Linked DNA regions of Mus musculus: region 1 is linked to region 2. Evidence: chromatin loops called from intact Hi-C (ENCODE). Cell type or tissue: left cerebral cortex. All regions are shown on one strand. Links, peaks and the distances in the headings refer to the core of each region. The heading gives the core; the rest is flanking DNA. Region 1 has its middle 28 kb from the start of Vmn2r27. Region 2 holds the start of 1700027F06Rik (RIKEN cDNA 1700027F06 gene).

Region 1 (5,384 bases), core at 172-5,171, 100 kb before region 2:
CTATACAAAACCTTATTCTCAAATAGAAGAGGCTGCAGTTTGGGGGGCTTGAGTTGTTCGACTGATAGACCAAGGTAGCTGTAATTGTGTAGATTAAACTCAAGCAACCCCTTCTTCCAGTCCAGCCTGTCTCCACTGAAATCCAAGTAAGTTACCTCATTCTTTCTAGACATTAGAGCTTCCCACAGAAAAATGAAGTTTTAGATGCAATATTCCAGATGCTTTCCGCCTCTGTGTGTCTTGACTATGCTACAGAGAGAGGGCTCTGCTTGCTCTTGTTATAAGACTATAGAGCTTGTCTTAGCCTCCTGACGTCTGGACCCCTATGCAACCTCACATTCTCTCTCCCTCCATTTGTCCCCCTCCCCCTCCTTCCCTTCTCTTTTCTTAGTTTTGATATTTTCTCTAGCCTTGCCTAATCCTGCTCACTCCCCTGTTTTTAAAGGGCCACTCTACCCCTTCTCTGAAAGCATGCCGATGTTGCACAGGACCCTGCCCATCACCTCAGTCCAAGAGATCTCGTCCTTCTTCATGTTGTTTGAAGCAGCTAAACTAGAGCAGAGCCATTTGCTGACTCAGGATGAAGAGACAGTAGTTTTGCCCATTGCTTCTGCTTCTGGACTCCAGGATACTAACGAAGTGGTGCACCCTGCCTGTGCCTAGATGATCAACACTGAACTTCCAAAACACTTTTTCTACCAAAGGAGATTGAAGGAGACAGAATCACTTATGTATTGCCCCATAAACAGTGATTCTCAACCTCCTTACTGCTGCAACCCTTTAAAACAGTTCATGTGATGACCCCCAACCATATTTTGTTGCTACTTCACAACTGTAATCTTGCTACTTGTTATCAATTATAATGTAATTATCTGATATGCAGGGCATCTGATATGTGACCCTTGTGGAATATCAAAGTAATGCCAAACCTACACGCCTTATTTATAAATAATATTGTAGAAAGAGCTTGGCAACAGATGTATTAACAACATCAGTTTTCTTTCTTCCATGAATGTTTATGAAGTCACCCAAAATGTTAGTGATTAGGATAGAAAAGATACAAAAGCAATATTGAAGTAGCTCAGTGCTTTTTGTATTGAGGTTTGAGCTGGAGGAGACAGGAGGCCTGTGGATGCTACAGAACTGCAATGGGTGCAGGTGGTGCTTGGTGGCTATGTGACCTTCTCATACATTACACATCTAGACATGGGCTGAGTGCAGCTCTGGCTGAGTCTGTTGGGTTTGCAACATAGTGTCCCAGGCCTTGAAGTAAGGTGTGCTGACTGGCAGCTCTGTCTGTACAGGCTTCCTGAAAATCATGCCAAGTTGCAGGCCTTCTGAAGAGAGGACACCCAGGGTCTGTCTCGCTGCTCCAATTATGTGATAAAAGGAGAATCCAGATTCGCATTGCCTTACTTTTCCCTAATACACTTTCCTCACTATACTCCACTATAGAGCCTACAGTCTTTAGAGACCGCCTAGGGCAAGAACAGTTAACATCCCCACACAACTGTAGAATAAAGACTATTGTCTGACTTCCCATCTAACAAAGCTTTGAAAAGAACCAGAAAAGGAGCTGGGTTAGCTTGGTGGCTGAGTGTGGGCCTTGCTTGTACAGGCCCTGGATCCTATCTCCAGTGCCGAAAATGCAAAAGGAAACAAAAAGTAGTTTACTGACTAAAAAGTTATTCAACTTCTCTTTTGGCCTGCTTAGAGAAGTCTCTATCATAAGGTACAAAAATTGCATTTTGGTAAGTGATAAAGGAAAATAAGGATGTGATAAGAACACAGATGTTCAGGGACAGAGATGGAGGGGATGGCCAACCAATGACTGCCCCAAATTGAGACCCATCCCATGGGCAAGAATCAATCCCTGACACTGTTAGTGATAGTCCATTATGATTGCAGACGGGAACCTAGAATAACTGTGAGAGGCTCCACCCAGCAGCCAATGGAAAGAGAGGCTGAGACCCACAGCCAGACATTAGATGGACCGCGGGGAGTCATACAAAGAATGATTTAGGTACCCAAAGAGGATAGGAACACTACAGGAAGACCAACGGAGTCAATTAACCTGGACCATTTGGGGTCCCAGAGACTGAGTCACCAAGCAGAGGGAGCATGGGCTGGACCTAGGCTCCTTGCACATTTGTAGCTGATGAGCAGCTTGGTCTTCATGCCAGTCCTCCGACAACTGGAGCAGGGGTTATCCCTGAGTCTGTAGCCTGCCTGTGGATCCTGTGCATCTAAATAGACAGCCTTGCCTGACCTCAGTGGGAAAGGATATGCGTAGTCCCGCAGCAACTTGATGTGGGGGTTGGGAGACTGACACCCAGAGGGTTTCTTTCCCTTCTGGGAAAGGTGGAATGGGGAAAGGACTTACATGTGGAACTGGGAGGAGAGGAAGGGCTGATACTGGGATGTAAAGTGAATAAATAAATTAATTTAAAATTTTAACTATTTATATACTACATATTTATATATACTATATACTTATATATACCTATATTTATATATACTATATACTTATATATACCTATATACTTATATTTATACATACTATATACTTATATATCTATATACTTATATAGATATACTTATATATACTACTTACATACTATTTAGCATTAATATCTGCCATTTACATAAAAATCCTTATAACTAATGAACCATCTCACAGAGATGGTATGTTCTGAGAACTTGAGGGATGAAATGAAATAGCCAGGACCTACAATTAGGAAGTGATAAGGATTGGTTGAAGATAGCTCCATAGTAGTGTGCATGCCTCCCATGTACAAAGCCCTCAGTTAGACCGTAGTTCAGACAGGAATTCAAAGCTCTATGAGCGTTTGGTTCTCCTACATAGCCATGTGTGGTGGGTGGCCCATGCCCTCCAGAGCTGAGGATCCAGGGTGTTCAAGCAGCTCCCCACTCCCCCGCCACATTCATTTATTTTTATTTTTTATTTTTTTAAAACTTACTCTTATTTATTTACATTCCAAATGTTGCGTCCGTCCGTCCCCCCCCCCCGCCCCCCCCCCCGCCCCGACTCAGAGGCACCTTCTAGGAGGCAAAGGGGAGAGGGGGAGGGGGTCAAGTTGTCTCTTTAGAGTCTCTGGCTTGCTTCTGGTTTAGGGTCTCACAGGCCTGTCTTCCTTCCATCAGCGGGAGCACAGCCCCATCTAGTGGGCAAATGCCTACCAGACAGGCTCTTCGGCCTTGTATTTCTCTTTTCTTCTCCCTCTCTATCCTCTATACTATTTTCAAACTCAGGATCAAGTCCGCCCGGAGTATTGCACATACGGGGCAAGGGAGACTGAGGAAGGCCATTGCCAGCTCCAGGCCAGCCTGGACTACATAGATTCTGTTTCAAAAATAAATAAATAGCATTAAAATCAGTGTGGCTAATGGTCACAATTGCTGTATCTAACTGAACCTTGCATAGAAGCTCATTGGCCTAATGATTAAATCGGAGAAGAGGAATTAGAAAGATACCTTAAACTTGACGAATACACTCAAGCTTCCATTAATTACATTATTCTTGTTATGTCAAAAATTTCTGGGTGTCAGCCAGAGAAAACTGCAAACCAGGTCCTGCAGGTAAGTGAGCAAGTCAGAAAGGGAGACGCAGTTGATTATGAGGGAAGTTCTAGGATAGGAGAGAAAGCCATGACAGACTGGCAGTTAGTAATGTAATCAACCATGCATAAGAACGAACACACAACACCCCATACAACGTCCTGCCAATCGTCTGAGGACTTAGAGATGGCTGAACACGGGAACCTTCCTAGAAGTGTTATGCCCAGAAGACATGGAAGCCCTCCGCCCCCGCCATCCTTTGCCCAATGGGGCCCTTCCAGGTAGCTGTGTTTTCACACCAGACTTGACGTTTCTTGCCTGTAATACAGTGTCACAAAATAACCCAGTGTCAGGTCTTCGCACTTCACAAATGGGGATAAATTATTCGTTGAACAATTATAAAATAAAATGGAAATGGAGCAGTTTTATCCCAACTGGGCACAGTGGTGTTCCTCCCAGTGTTTTCCAGAATGATTAAGGGACCTGAGTTCAGGGACAGCTAAGTTCCACAAAAAGCCAAAAGAAACACCAGCAGCCAACAATAGTACTGATTTTAAAAAATCAACAGAGCTTTTAAAATAGAATACCAAATAAGTCCATTTTCCCAGTTCCTCTAGATACATTTTTTTTTTTTGCTATTGAAAATAAAAATATCAACATTTCCTTTTCTAAATAGGTGCTATCAAAATTTTGGAGTGGGGTGGGTAAATGTTTTATTGTTTGAGAATTTTATATACAAAAAAAGGTGGTTTGATCAAGCCCACCCACTACTGTTCACGCCCTAATCTCATGTTCACTTTTAAAAACCATGGGTCAGTATTGTATGAATATAGGGTCATTCACTGGCCTATCAGAGGCAAGAACAACAGAAGGAGGAGGAGAGGGAGGAGGAGGACGAAGAGGGGGAGGAGGGGGAGGAGGGAGAAGAACAGTGTCCCTTCTGTCAGCCATCAACAACCTCCTACAGTAGCATCTGAGCTAGGGTTGTGACGCTGTGTTCCCGCCACATCCCTGCTGGAATTTCACCTGACTGGATGGTGTGCATGCAGCCACAACCACTGTGAGTTTATGTGTGCACTAGCCCAGTCATGTCCAGAAAATGCTACTATGAAGCAGTCCTCTGTGATTTTTACCTCTTATAATCTTTCTTCCGCCTCTGCTGTGATGTGATGTTCCTGAGCTGGGGGCGGGGGGCAGTAGGTGTGATACAGGTGTCCCATTTGTGGTTGAACAGTCCACACTGTCTTGTTCACTTCACCTTGACCGGTTGTGGGTCTCTGAATTGACTGACATCTACTGCAAGCGGAACCTTCTCTGACGAGGGTTGAGGGATGCGCTTACAGATGGGTATGAAGAAGAGTATCTAGAAGGCAGTTTAACCGTGTGCAGATTCAGCGATCAGAAAGTGGTTAGCTGCTCTATCAGCCATTTTGGTTTTGGCAAGTGTCAGCTATGGGGTTGGTAGAGCCATGTGCCAGCAGATGCAGCAAAACAACTCACTTAACACAACTTTCACAGGGCATCTGTTGCTTAGGAGATATTCAATCTTGTCGGCTTTTCTCTTCCTGCCAATAACAACATCTGGGTCCCTCTCTGCAGGGAAAGCCACCTCTAGACTCTTCCATTCTGGGCCTGGGGTAGGTCTTTTGTTAGAGGGAAAGAGAGGGCAGCACTTAGCTTGAGTCCAGTCGTGAAGGTTCTTTGTTAACTTCCTGTGTGGGAACCCACTGAAAGAGACGATGGAGATCCACCACTGGGTGGCGCACTGCCTTCAAGTCATTACCTCACACCCAAACTAGGTCTGT
Region 2 (5,384 bases), core at 237-5,236:
CTTCTAAGGCAATGTCTCCAGAAGGCTACCTTCATCATGGCTATAACATTTTGAACAGAAGTATAGTCTATACCTCTGTAGACTAGCCTAGCAGTAGACTGTGATCCGTTTCAAACATTGCTCTTGCCCACCGGAGGAGACAATCCGATCTTCTCTTATAGCCAGAGGAAGTAAGAACAAGTTACACAAACTGTTTTTCCAACTAAAACCCACACATGCTTTCACTGCATTTTTAAAACATTACTATAAGGCTAGACGGATGTCATCTAGTAGTAGAGCCGTTACGTGGTATATATGAGACCCTGAGCTTAACTATCAGGACAGCAAAAGTGCATTAATTTACCAACAAAATGAAATAAAATGTACTGTGCTTGAGAAGTGTGAGGTAGGCTTCACTGGGAGCTAGAGGTTCATATTTATTATCCTGATGAAAACATTTGATGTACTGTGCCCCAGTCACTCAGCCATTAAAAGGCTTAATTACACTTAGAAGTAAAATGAAATCTAATAATCCCCCCACCACCAAAATTTTAAAAATCAGGAGCTTGAAAACATTCTGCTTCCAACCAGTTTCTCTATTCCAAGAATGTATCTGAGTTTTTCTATTTCGGGTATTCTTAACTTAGTACTTTTCCCAGAAAGTTATACCTAAATGTGCCTCCTGTTACCATTTTCCAAAGCCACTGGGAAGAAGGCCAAAATTGTGGGAGAAACAATGTTGTAATCATCATAAAACATGTCTAGGCTATTCAACCCTCTTCACTGTGAGGTTGGGAGAACATCAGCTCTGATGCTGGACCTGGTATCTGTCCCGCTTAAGATGCAGGAAGTACACATATGTCAAGGAGCTGCTTTGCCCGTTCTATATAATCAGCCTGTACTGAAGTCATTAGATGGTCGCAGAGTTCTAAATCACAGACACGAGTGAGAAGGGCACAAATGGTTATTTTGGGATAGTTTATAAAAAGTGAGGCCACAGTGCAGCATCAAAACAGCTGGTGACCACTGCGGTGTCCTCTGAAGCCCTAGCCTGGACCATGGTGCAGATGGTTTCAGTACAGCCACATTGGTCCCTTCAGTGATACGCTATGGTCTTGAGCTCACAAACCAGACTTCCAGCCTTCTCTTCCTCATTCAGGAGTCTCTCCATCAGTTCTTCCTCTGGGCAATATGAAAAACAGAAAAAGAAAGCTTAGGATCTTATGATAATTGTGACCCAAAGAATGAGTATTGGATAAGGCTCAGAGCAGAAACTTGGCCTTGAAATGTTTTCTTCTAGCAGAGAGAACTTGAGGTCCTCTGGGGGTCCCATAAATGTCTTGATATCTTCAGAACATGGAAGAGCCTCTGGGGGAGACTCAGAATGCTATGTGCAGATACTGTGCACATACTAAGTATCTCCCTCACCTGATGCAGGAGAGAGAGAGAGAGAGAGAGAGAGAGAGAGAGAGAGAGAGAGAGAGAGAGAGAGACAGACTAAGGAACCTTCTCCTGCCTCCAATTCTTTCCCCTTCCTGTCTCGTGGCCATCAGAGTCATCCTGACTTGTAACCACATGGAAATAATATTCACATATTCACATGTGGAAATAACTAAAGCAAAGGCTGAACAACAAAAATCGCACCTAAAATGCCTTAATATAGACTCTCCCTGTGCTCACTAGTCTGCTCTCTAGCCATCAGATCCCATGCCCTTCATGCCTCTGGACAACCCTACAATTCCTACCCCAGTCAGAGCCTCTTTCCTGACCTCATGTTCTACTTTAGAACTTCAGAAAAATATCCTTTTGCTATGACACCATATTTCTTGACACTAAAGTCACTGAGTTTGAGAATCTGGAGAACAAATGTCATTGTCCAGAAAGTTTGGGGAAGTCGAGGCTCAAATCCGGTCTCCCACAGCAACCGTTCTTCCTGCCCACTACCTACAGCTCTCGGAATTCCCAGGATGCTGCTGTTCTCTACCTTGGAACACTCTCCTCTTTCTACACTGATGAATCATCAGGATAATGAGAAAGAGGAAAATACAGTGTCCCATGATGAAACCGAGGACACTGGCCACAAAAAAGATCCCCGGACTGGGATTTGAGTGGATCCCTGAGAAGTACATGCTGGGAGTATGAGAAAGGTATGGGCTACCTTGCCCCCTGCTGGTACCAGTAGGCTACCTCGGATGTGAAGTCACTGCTTCAAGCACAATGGGAGATTGTGAGAGCCAGGCAGGGGCTGATTAGCCTCTGCCCTAGAAGACCTCAGTCCATCCTATGCTAGCCCAGAGGTTAATCCAGAGGGCGCTCCTTGTGTTGTTTTCCTTGCTGTGAGAAAACACTGTGGCACTTTGGCTTATTGTTCGAACTGGCAGGGGAGGCATGCCAGTATATAGTCAGAGATAATGTCCCCACCTGTGTGGAGAAAGCAGAGAGGGAACCGCAAGTGGGGTGAGACTGTAAACGCCACCCTCCACCCAAGTTCTTTACCTCAGTTTACCTCTGATGATAAGCTAGGGGTTGCCCAATATCTTGCCTTTAAAAGGCAACTGTGTTCTCTCTTCTTTGTCTCTTTCTCTGCCTCTTTTCATTTCCCCGTGGAAGCTGAAACATGCAACAGTAAATTGAGGATTGAGGGTCTCGAATCCAAAAAGGAACCACCCCACTGAGGCCCTTCATCCATCTCCTATCAGCACTGGGCAGGACGGGTGAATGGGATCACGTGGCAAGCACAACTCGGTTCTGCTGTTTTGCCACAAGAACCGCGATTGCATCTGGTTTCTCTGAGCTCCTCTTCATTCATGTGAATTACCGAGTTGCCATTCATTCATTGTTTGCTGGGGCCGGTGGTACTCTATATCCGTACTATTTTTTCCTCTTGTATTTAAATTTTTGCAGATTTTTTCCATCTTGTCTGCCAATTCATGTCCATTCATCTGTTGTTCTCTCAACTCTGACTGTTCCGTACCTTTTATAGACTATGAGTAACTCTTGTTGAGCTGTTTTATCATTTTCCATTAAAAATTGAGTTTAGGGTCTGGAAAGATAACTTTGTAGTTAAGAGCACTTGTCACTCTTGCAAAGGACCTGCGTTAACATTCCAGTACCCACATGGTGTCTCACAACCATCGTGGGTCTAGTTATAGACACACAGGCAAAACACATCATCTTTACATAAAAAAAAAGTTTAAAAACTTAGGTTATAAACTTAAACTACATTGAATACTGTTTTTTCTCTTTTGGTTTTGCAACAATTTATATTATAATGCTCAATCTCTATTACCACAAATCAGATTTATTAATTTAAATATCATTTACTATCTTAGCAATCAAGCAAAAAAAAAAAAAATTTAAAAGATCTTTCAGTAGATTCTGCTCATCTAGCCAGTCAACAGGTGCACATCAAGACCCTATTCATAGCATTCCTAACAGGCTCTCTACACGCGCTCGGTGAAGAGACACTCAGTCAAGCAACTCAGTAAGAGAGTGAATGACAGTCAAGGACAATCAAGGTCTATCTCCTTAGTAGATCTCATGTGTGCAACGTATGCACGCGTGCACATATACACACTTGTGTTCGATGTGAAAATGTTGATAATGAAACTGACAGTGTAATTTTGGCTGCTGATGAGGAACGTCCTCCAGTAAATGTTTGGTACTCCAGCTTGTCAAATAATTCAGACTTTTCTCTCTATCTCACAACCTCAGAGAGTCCAATATAAAGCAGAACCACCCACAGCTACCACACACCCAGCACTTCTCCACTGTGTTCCAACAGGAATGAGACCCAAAATGTCTTCTGCCACCCCCCTGACAAGTACCACCAACCCGAATGCCAGATACCGTAAACTCCTAGGGCCTTTCCCTCCCACCATGCTAGTGGCAAGGTGCGCTGCCTGCCTCTTCAGAAAAAGAACCTCCAGCCCAGGAGAGGGGACAGCAAATGCTCAGGGCATGTGCAGGTTTGTTCCGAAGGTACCTTGGTGTACAGTATGCCATGACTGCTGGAACCTGGAAGAGGCTGCGATGGTGTGCGAGCCGCTGGGAGGTGTCTCATCACTAGACACAGCCACCCAGGGGAGGCTGAGTATGTTCCAGGAAATGGAAGCATCTGGCCAGACAAGGTGCAGGGATCCAGCAGTGAGTCCTCCATGTATGACTGTCCAGCAATGCCCTGACAGCAGAGAAACTGCAACCTTGAGAAGGGCAGAGCATGGGATGTCCGGTAAGGGCAATGCCAACAAGACAGAACACTGAAAGAGTATGTTTATCCCAAAGCATTTCCCAGCTACAGTTCTGTCCTGTGCTCTGGTTTCAGACACCTCCTGGCATCTGGAAGATAGCCATGCTGGTAACAGGAGTTATGAATCTTCAGGTCAACGCTACAGTGAAAAGAAATGCATTAGAAGCAGATAGTTCACACAGTTCAGATGCTGCCCGGGCTGTAGCACCTCCAGCTTCAGAGATGGCCATTGTATCTGAGCTAATGAACTCACAGTCCTCGGGACTCAGGACGTGATCTGGGCTATCAGGCTCACCTTGGCTGATGACACTCTTTAAAGACTCAGAACCGTTTTTGCCTCCTCTGAAACAGTTCATTTTTATCTCCTGTCCCGGGAATCTCTATCCTGGAATCTTTTGTACTTAGAGCCCTTATCTTCCTCATCATCATTCCGGGGACTCAGCTGCACCATAGAAAACAGAAACAGAATGCCAGGGCAGGCTACGGGTGCCAGTGACCTAGAAAGAATTTAGGAAAACATTGGATCGGTGACATTTACGTGGCATGTGTATGTGTATGTAGAATATATGCATATATGCATGTTTTCATGTGAGTGGCTGAGTGGATGAATGTGCCTGTGGAGGTCAGAAGTTGACACTTGGCATCTTCCTTGATCATGTGCCATGTTATTTGTTAACATAAGGCCTTTTGCTGAACCCAGAACTTGCCAAAGATAGGTAGTCTAGCTAGCCAGCTTGCCCTGGGTTCACAGTCGCTGGGATTGCAAGTGGCAGCTATGCTTGCCTAGCTTTTATGTGGGTTCCGGAGACTTGAGCTTATATCCTCACATTTGCACAGCAAGCACTTAACCCACTGAGCCACCCCACCCCAGTCCCCATAGTTTTAGCGCACACATTGGAATCTTTATTCTCATATCCAGGAAGCTTCTTTAATCTACTTACTATAGACTTCAATGTATAAAAGGCTTGAAGTTTTCTTTGAGAATGATGGTATAATCTCAGTGTATAATACTTATAAACTTGGGAAGTGAAGGCAGGAAGGTCAGAAATTCAAGGTCATGCTCGACTAGAAAGCAAGTTAGAGTGCCAGAGACGTGGGAGATATAGTTTTCTGCCTGTAGAGGCAAAAGGAGAAGGCCATTCTGGGCAATTTGGTT

The links. Hi-C counts contacts between places; a loop is a spot of excess contacts. Peaks named below come from ENCODE experiments on the same cell type or tissue, not always from the same donor. Only the 100,000 strongest peaks of a DNase experiment are listed, where the experiment ranks them.
Region 1: it touches region 2 in a loop (4-fold over the local background); 36 of 42 quality-filtered maps call a loop at or near these places.

The regions. Positions count from the first base shown.
Region 1 is chr6:124,257,560-124,262,943 of GRCm38, forward strand. No RefSeq gene overlaps it. Among named protein-coding and RNA genes, the nearest start is that of Vmn2r27, 28 kb to the left of the region's middle. In left cerebral cortex, for the core only: a CTCF peak has its summit at 3,191 (motif pointing left); a DNase peak (open chromatin) is centred at 3,200.
Region 2 is chr6:124,362,356-124,367,739 of GRCm38, forward strand. 1700027F06Rik (RIKEN cDNA 1700027F06 gene) reads right to left here and starts at 2,131. Exons shown (of 2, transcript NR_131162.1): 1 at 1,964-2,131; 2 at 927-1,161. In left cerebral cortex, for the core only: a CTCF peak has its summit at 2,170 (motif pointing left); DNase peaks (open chromatin) are centred at 733 and 2,177.